3 separate regions of the Mus musculus genome follow, and all the other regions are linked to region 3. A link is a loop called in an ENCODE intact Hi-C map of the cell type or tissue named here. Cell type or tissue: heart. All regions are shown on one strand.

The links. Hi-C counts contacts between places; a loop is a spot of excess contacts. Peaks named below come from ENCODE experiments on the same cell type or tissue, not always from the same donor. Only the 100,000 strongest peaks of a DNase experiment are listed, where the experiment ranks them.
Region 1: it touches region 3 in a loop (2.2-fold over the local background); 2 of 42 quality-filtered maps call a loop at or near these places.
Region 2: it touches region 3 in a loop (5-fold over the local background); 5 of 42 quality-filtered maps call a loop at or near these places.

What each region holds. Positions count from the first base shown.
Region 1 is chr15:97,051,024-97,053,523 of GRCm38, reverse strand. All of the region lies in intron 1 of Slc38a4 (solute carrier family 38, member 4), which reads left to right. The region is part of intron 1 of Gm32840 (a long non-coding RNA gene); the gene reads right to left. Among named protein-coding and RNA genes, the nearest start is that of Slc38a4, 3.7 kb to the left of the region's middle. In heart, no CTCF peak of the experiment used is centred here; no DNase peak of the experiment used is centred here; H3K4me3 peaks cover 536 bases; H3K27ac peaks cover 1,323 bases.
Region 2 is chr15:97,100,956-97,103,455 of GRCm38, reverse strand. All of the region lies in intron 3 of Gm32840 (a long non-coding RNA gene), which reads right to left. It overlaps Gm32733 (a long non-coding RNA gene), which reads left to right. Exons shown (of 4, transcript XR_384402.2): 4 at 317-931. Among named protein-coding and RNA genes, the nearest start is that of Gm32733, 5.6 kb to the left of the region's middle. In heart, no CTCF peak of the experiment used is centred here; DNase peaks (open chromatin) are centred at 405 and 1,075; H3K27ac peaks cover 2,500 bases.
Region 3 is chr15:97,002,893-97,005,392 of GRCm38, reverse strand. The region is part of intron 13 of Slc38a4 (solute carrier family 38, member 4); the gene reads left to right. Among named protein-coding and RNA genes, the nearest start is that of Gm32840, 40 kb to the left of the region's middle. In heart, a CTCF peak has its summit at 1,088; a DNase peak (open chromatin) is centred at 1,002; H3K4me3 peaks cover 749 bases; H3K27ac peaks cover 2,330 bases.

The sequences.
Region 1 (2,500 bases), 48 kb before region 3:
GTCCTTTGTTGGTTTGCTTTTTTGAGACAGGGTTTATCTGTGTAGCCCCGGCTGTCTTGGAACTCACTTTGTAGACCTTGAACTCAGAGATCCACCTTCCTTTACCACTACAGGCATGCACCACCACTGCCGGACAAAATGAGGTGATTCTTAAGCTAGGTTTTGAAGCAGAAGTAGGAGTTGGCTAGGTGAGGAACAAGAAGAGGTGAAGAGGGAAATGTAGCAAATATCTCAGGGTGAGCCTGCGACGGGAGCCATTTAGTTTAAGCACAGTCAGTGCTCAGGGGTGGAGATGCCTCTGGGGAGAGAGGAGGGAGGGGTTCAGAGTCCTCTGCAAGTCACCTCTGTCCTCTCTTGAATTAAGGGAGGTCTGGCCTGTAGTCACCAAAACCAAGCGGCTAAATCTGGAAATGAGGAAAATGTGTTTACGGGTCCATCACGTTGTGACGGGCGTCGTCGGAGCAGGCACCCGGGGAGGGAGCTGCCATTTTGTGGTGTCCTCAGTGTTATTTTTCTGGTTGTCTGAGGAATCTGTTTTAGCATAGATGCTGCTGACACCCACAAAAAGATTTCTCAACAAATGCTTTGCACGCTTATAGAGAGAATTGGAGGGAGGTTTTCTGTCCTGATTTTAATTTTTCATGGTTTTATCGCTTACTCAATGCACAAGTCACAGTATAAAAATATTACCATTTTTATGTCTAAGTATATAAATATATTTATGGTAATACTCGCATATTAATACTAATATAATACTAATATTATAATATAAATATATATAAATAATACTTAAGCTACAATGAAGTGGGGATTTGAGTGGCAGGCAGTATGACCACCATCTTCCCACTTCCACAGATGTTCGTGGCAGGTATGTGCATGGCTTTTCAAACTCTATTTTGAAAATTAGCTTCCAACCTCAGTCCTAAGAGGTCTTTTGTATGAGTTTTGCCTCTTCACTGAGGGTTCGAGGATCATCTTCCGTCTCCACCACATCTGCACTTGAAAGCTCTTTGGTTGGGAGGCCAGTAGGAGGGAACTCAGAGTTGGTGAAGCATACAGACACTCCAAGATATTTCTTTTACTGGATTAGGACACACTTTTAGAGTAAGTCTTGGAGCAGAGTTTCTTCTTCTGTGATTCCGGATAGCGGCGCGTGCCTCAGTGGATCCTAAGGGAGTGAGCAGCTCATTCCTCATGGAATGTTTAAGCTGATGTCTGGTGTACCCTAAGCGCTCGGCATGAGAGAGCTATCATCAAGGATGCTATTGCTTTAACTACCTGTCACATTATTTGAGATGTTTAAATGCTAGTAAGTATTTCTGTTTGGTGGATTCCCACATATGTATTGGTAAGTGGGGTGGGTGTGCATGATGTACAGAGGCCAGGCCTCCATGTTGGAGGCCAGGCCTCCATTTTAGATGCCTTTCTCTCTTGTGAGCCTCTTTAGTCTTTGAGATACTATCTCAGTGAAGCCAGATCTCGCTGATTGGTGGCGCCGGCTGGCCAGGAGATCTGGGCGTCTGTCTGTTTTCTTTTGTCTCCAGTGATAGAGGTATGGACAGGTTCTGCGGGCCCAGCTTGCAGGTGCTGGGAATCTGACCTCAGGCCCATACCTCTCTGGAGCCAACCCAGTAAGAGATAGAGAGTGATAGAGACAGAGACAGAGACACACAGAGAGATTGTGCGTGTGCTTTTTTGATTGTTGTTTGAATTGTTTTGTTTTGAGACAGGGTTTTTCTGTGTAGCCCTGGCTGTCCTGGAACTCACTCTGTAGACCAGGCTGGCCTGGAACTCAGAAATCCACCTGCCTCTGCCTCCCAAGTGTTGGGATTAAAGGCGTGCCCCACCACCGCCCCTGGTGTATTCGCTTTTGATAGCATTTTTTTTCCTTCTGTGCTTTCTGACTTTTCCTGGGTAAATGTGAAAAATGTCTATCCCTCTCAGATAAGCACCAACGATGGAATTAAGCAAGAATTTCACCCCAGTCTACCTGAGGGCACCAGTGACTTCACTGAGTCACTAAGGAGAGGGTGCTCACAGGAGTCTGGATGAAGGAACGATAACTGCATACCACAAAGCCCACCCTGGCGGCTGAGGTCTCACGAGAGCTGTAAGGCCGGGGCTCCCCGCTCCCCGCTCAGTTTGCCCAGTTTGCCGGCAGATCTACTGAAGAGTCTCCTCTCAGCAAATGCTCACTGCTTGCTATAATCTGGGGCAGACATTTTGTAAATCTTTCAGCTTTCTGAGTTTCCTCAGTCTTGAAGTCCTGTTAGTTTCTGAAACCTTGTGAGATGTCCTCTTCCCTCCTGAGGAGAGCACTTCAATTCTGAGGGAAAAGCTATACACACACATACATATACATACACACACACCACTGCCACCACCACCACCACCACCACCACCACCACCACAACGAACAACAACAACAACAACAAAATCCAAAAAACAAAACAAAAGAAACAAACAAAAACTACCACTACTGAAATGAAGGAAATTATGG
Region 2 (2,500 bases), 98 kb before region 3:
GTCTCCACAAATGCTGGTATTACGAGCATAGGCTGCCATGGCTGGTTTTGTTTTTTTCCCTATAGTTTCTGGCAATCCAAATTCAGATCCGCAGGCTTGTGTGGCACGGCCTCCTCCAGACCTCATCCCCAGCCCACGGTTTTATCTTTATGGTGGCCATGAGCAATCAGGACCCTAGTTTATCTTCTTATTCTAACTCTATATTCCAGAAGACTCGGGTCCTACTGATCAAAGTAGTCAGAACTTTTGTTGTGTCCTCTGAGGCAGATGACAATAATTTTGTTCTCCTTCACGTTTTGTTTTCTGTTATCTACAGAGCTGCCAGACATGAGCTCGAGTGTCTTGGTGACTTGGATGCTTTCCAGGCGCAAGTATCATTTTTCAGACCATAAAAGGCGCCTAAGAGCTTTTGGCAACCAGGGTCGAGCTGACTCAGCCTCCTAAGGGCTAACTTTATGCTGTCGGAAGCAACGAGAAAAGAGACTGCAAGAAAGCAGAGGGACTGCGGTGGATCACGACTTTCAGGCACACTGTGCTGAGACAGAGAACTCATCTGCAGTGTGGAGAGAAAGGAACTGGTTTGTGTTCCCATGCATGCCAGGCCTGTCACGCTTGTCATTGTCCCTTCTTAAATTGCCCACTTCAGGCAGGCACTTTAACCCACATTGCCTATAGGAAGACTGAGGCTTAATACATTTAGGCAACTTCACCAAATAGAAAAATGGTGGCATTTGGAAGGTCAAACCGAAGACTACTCTATCCCGACACCCAGGTTCATCCCTATGTTTGAAGTATCTCTTTACAAGGTCAGAAGTTGGTGAGAAACTTCAGATCTCGAAAAACTATCAACAAAGAGAAAAAATTTTGAGGTTTGTCAATCTCCCATTAATGTGTTGAACACGGTATAATTTTGTGTTGAAATATATTACACTGGTTATGTATTTTACTGGCAGATTTGTGGGCAGAACAAATAAGTAGATGTCTTCTGGTTTTACATGAACTTGAGTAGCTGCAGGGACAAGCCAGGCTTGGGCTGGTCCCCTGCCAATCCTCACCCTGTCCCATAAATAGAGCAGCAGCGATGTGCTGTCTGCCTGTGGTTGGTACTAAACACACTTGTGTGCACACCCTGAGCTTACTGCTTCTCTCACTGTTGACAGCCCCATCTCACATCATAGCTAGGAATAGGAGAAGGCCAAGAAACCAAACACTGCTCTCGCATTCCCGAACCCTCACAAGAACAGAGTGGACTTCAACAGGCAACTCAACGTCAGTTATGGAGCAGGAGAGTTCCGTGTGCGAGGGAACTGCTCAAAAGATGGCTTCCGCTCTGGGCCTAGGTCAGAGACTCTTGAAAGCCAGGAACGTGGCTTTCTTGTCTGAATTCCTCCCTGGACCACGGTGTTGGGTCATTTATGAACATACAATAGGTACTGCTCAATCCCACTGACCGTCCCTTAATGCCAATCATGGGCTTTCTTCCTTGTGTGCTTTCTGATGGATCCTTTGGTTAATCAGGGCAGCCCTGCTGTGTAGGAGCTAACAGATCTGGCCATCTGAGTTTGCAGGTGAGGTCCTTGATCAAGGCTAATGACCACTCCCTCACAGAAGCTACACTTCAGCCTTCCCTTTGCCACATCCTGTTGCTAATTGAAATACACCTGGGAGGGCCCTTCTGTCTGCTGACAGAGAATACAAACATCCTGTCTCCCTCACATCCTCTCCTGTTCTCTCCCTCTGATCCACTCATCCTCAAACTTCAACATGCATGGGATGAAGCTTCATAAAGCTTTAAGTATGATGTGCCCGTTGAGAAATAGGTGGCTGGGGCCCCACCCTGAGGACACCCCTATCATTCATTTCCAGGATGGAGCTGGAGGCCTATGTTCCTTACCCTCACCTCTGTGGTGCCTAAACAAAGGGTAACATTCTTCAAAGACTTGGCTTTGCCAGCAAAGACACCCAGGGCTTTGTAAGAAAAACAGACACAAACCTAGGCGCCCTGGAATGAGGCCCTGATTTAGAGCTTCTCAATGGCTCCTAGGCTAATCAGCAGCAGCATCTTAGGACCTGATGAGCTGTGACTCTCAGGCCCCACTGAGGCTCCAGCAGGAGGCTGCTAATGGAGCCCCCAGAAGGCCCCAGTAATAAAATGCAGGAACCATTGCTTCAGGCCTATGCTCACACAACAGAGAGACACCTCCCCCCCAAACACACACACACAACAACAACAACAACAACAACTGAACCATCTTAGATCACAGCAACAATAAGAAAGAGCAGAGAAATAGCAGAGGCGGAGTCTGTGTCTACCTTACCCAGGGTGTGTAAGTTCCTAGCCCTATACAGTCTTATCACCCAGGCATCTCCGTGTCCACAGCACCAGCCAGGTCCCCACACTATACAGATCCTTCAATTTGTCCTTTACAGAGTCACCCATCTTCCCTCTCCCAGGGCCACCCTCTTCTCATCTGCACCAGCAGCACTGACTGCTAACCTG
Region 3 (2,500 bases):
TAGATGTGCCAGAAGAAGGTGTCACAGTTCATTTTCTTTCTTTCTTTCTTTCTTTCTTTCTTTCTTTCTTTCTTTCTTTCTTTCTTTCTTTCTTTCTTTCTTTCTTCCTTCCTTCCTTCCTTCCTTCCTTCCTTCCTTTTTTTCTTTTCCTTCTTCCTTTTTTTTTCAAGACAGGGTTTCTCTGTGTAGCTCTGGCTGTCCTGGAACTCACTCTGTAGACCAGTCTGGCCTTGAACTTAGAAACCCTCCTGCCTCTGCCTCCCAAGTGCTGGGATTAAAGGTGTGCGGATGGTTTTGAGCCACTGTGTGGTTGCTGAGATTTGAACTCTGAGCCATCTCTCCAGCCCCATGAATTCAAATCTAAAAAACAAAACAAAAACAACAACAACAACAACAAAAAACCCCAGAGCTTGGGCTGTTATCTATAAACTAATAAAATATATAGAAGTGCTTATGACTCTGGAAATGAGAGAGCCAAAGCCATATAAACTTTAAAGATCACACTGCGTCTTGCTTTGATGGTATTTCAGTTTGTGCCTCGGTTTGTGCTGATGCCGCATCTGCAGGTCAGATTATTGACTCTGGCATCTTGATGGGTGATGGGAAGGAGACCCATTAGATAACATATTGGAAGAGATTGTTTTCTGACCTCTCCCCCAAAGTGGACACGTGCCTTCTGGCATTTGGGATCCCTGCTTCTTGGCTTAATCAGGGTATCGCTTTGTCCTGGGTTCACAGCATTGGGCTGGTGAGGGTGTGAGCCGCACCCAGGGACAAACACAGGTTTTCACCTCCCTGCCAACTCTGTCCCTTTTGTAAACATTCAGTTTACTCATCCATTTTAGCGATGTAAAAATAAGCGACTCAGTAGCCAGCCTTGCTGTGTACAAAATGTTCTGCACAGGACTCGGCATCAGCGAGCCACTTAAATAATGTGCCGTGGTCACTTTAAGTGCAGCTTGTGTGCTGAAAGTGTATTTTGGCACATTCCTTTTCCATGAGCACATGAAACCAAATCCCTGCCACTATCGTGGCTAGCACTTGACACTTAAATAACGCCTGGCCTCTAATATATCAGAGAGCATTCTGCAGGTCATATGTGGAACTTCAGCTTCAAAAGAACTCAGACTTGAGAGGGAAGTTTTGACGTACCAGAGACACCTGCATTGTTGTTTAATTATCTTGTGCAAGGGAATCTGTTACATACTTCTACTTAGCTTTACACAGAGGCCCTTAATACAGTGTTTTTGAGCCATGGTCTCCAGAGATTGATGGATGTGGCTGTGGTCATTTGTCTAGCAGATAACTGGTGAGCTAATGCTAGGCTTGATGCCAGAATGGGGAGTTCTAGCTAGCCTCGAAAGATATTACATCTTGAAAATCCAAACCTCCCTGAGAAACTCTTACCTTGTGTAAGAGCAAATGTCCCGGGCTAGATCTGATCGTCGGGAACTATAGTTGTTTGTCAGTGTGGGATGCTGTTAGGATCCAAATTGGGCATAAGAACCAACATCCAGAAAATAACTAATGCCCACCCTTTCCTGTGTAGTCTCACTTTCTGTTAGCAGTATAACATTGTGCACAACATGGTCTTTCACTGCCAATTACAGGTAAATGTTACCAGTCTCTGACAGAATAGTGGCCGCACAGAGGATGAACCGGCAGTGTTGGATATGAAAAATGGGATTTTTTTTTTTAATGAATCTTGCCTTTCCTGGAATGTATCAACTGATTTTCTGGTTTATTCATGTGCCATTAACCCCATGGGAACATGGATCTGGGCGAGCAAATCAAATGGCCGTGACAGTGACAGAGAAAGAGGAGTGGTGCCTGCCTTGTCCCAAACAATTTCTAAAAGGCCAAATTCTGATATGATTTTGACAGGGTTGTGTTGCATGTAGTTTTAAAACCATGCTACCGCCTTTGCCCCGGAGCTGCGACTGCGCTCTGGCACCTCCTGGCTTACTTTTTTCCTCCCTGCTTAGGTCTGCCAAGCCGCCAACACTGTCCTGGCTCCTCTCTATCCTCCAGGAGTCAACAGCTCCACTAGCCCACTCCTGTGACCCTTTCCCCAGGAGGGATCTTGTTACCAGCCCCACCAGAGACCTTTGAATCTGTGGATGAAAAAACACACATTCAGCTAGTCACTTTACAGCTTGCCTCTCATGGAGCAATCGCTGGGCACTGAATCTCCTGCCTGGAAAAACATGCCCTCATCAATTCATTATACCCCGTCTCTCCGCCACATCCTTGGCCACCCGCTCCTAGCGGAGGCCGCTGTCCCTAGCGTCCTCAAGACCTTACATGACTGCAGGGTCCCTTTTCCTCCAAGGCATGACAGAAAAGCTCCCTCTCTTTCCCTGCATCTGCCTTTGCCGCGTAGGACTCGGAAGTCCCACCTGTACCTTCTGCTCATCAATTGGCTCTCAGCCTTCTTTGTTGACAAAATCATGAACCAATCAGAGAACCAGACCTTCGTATCAGCACCTCCCCCTACAGA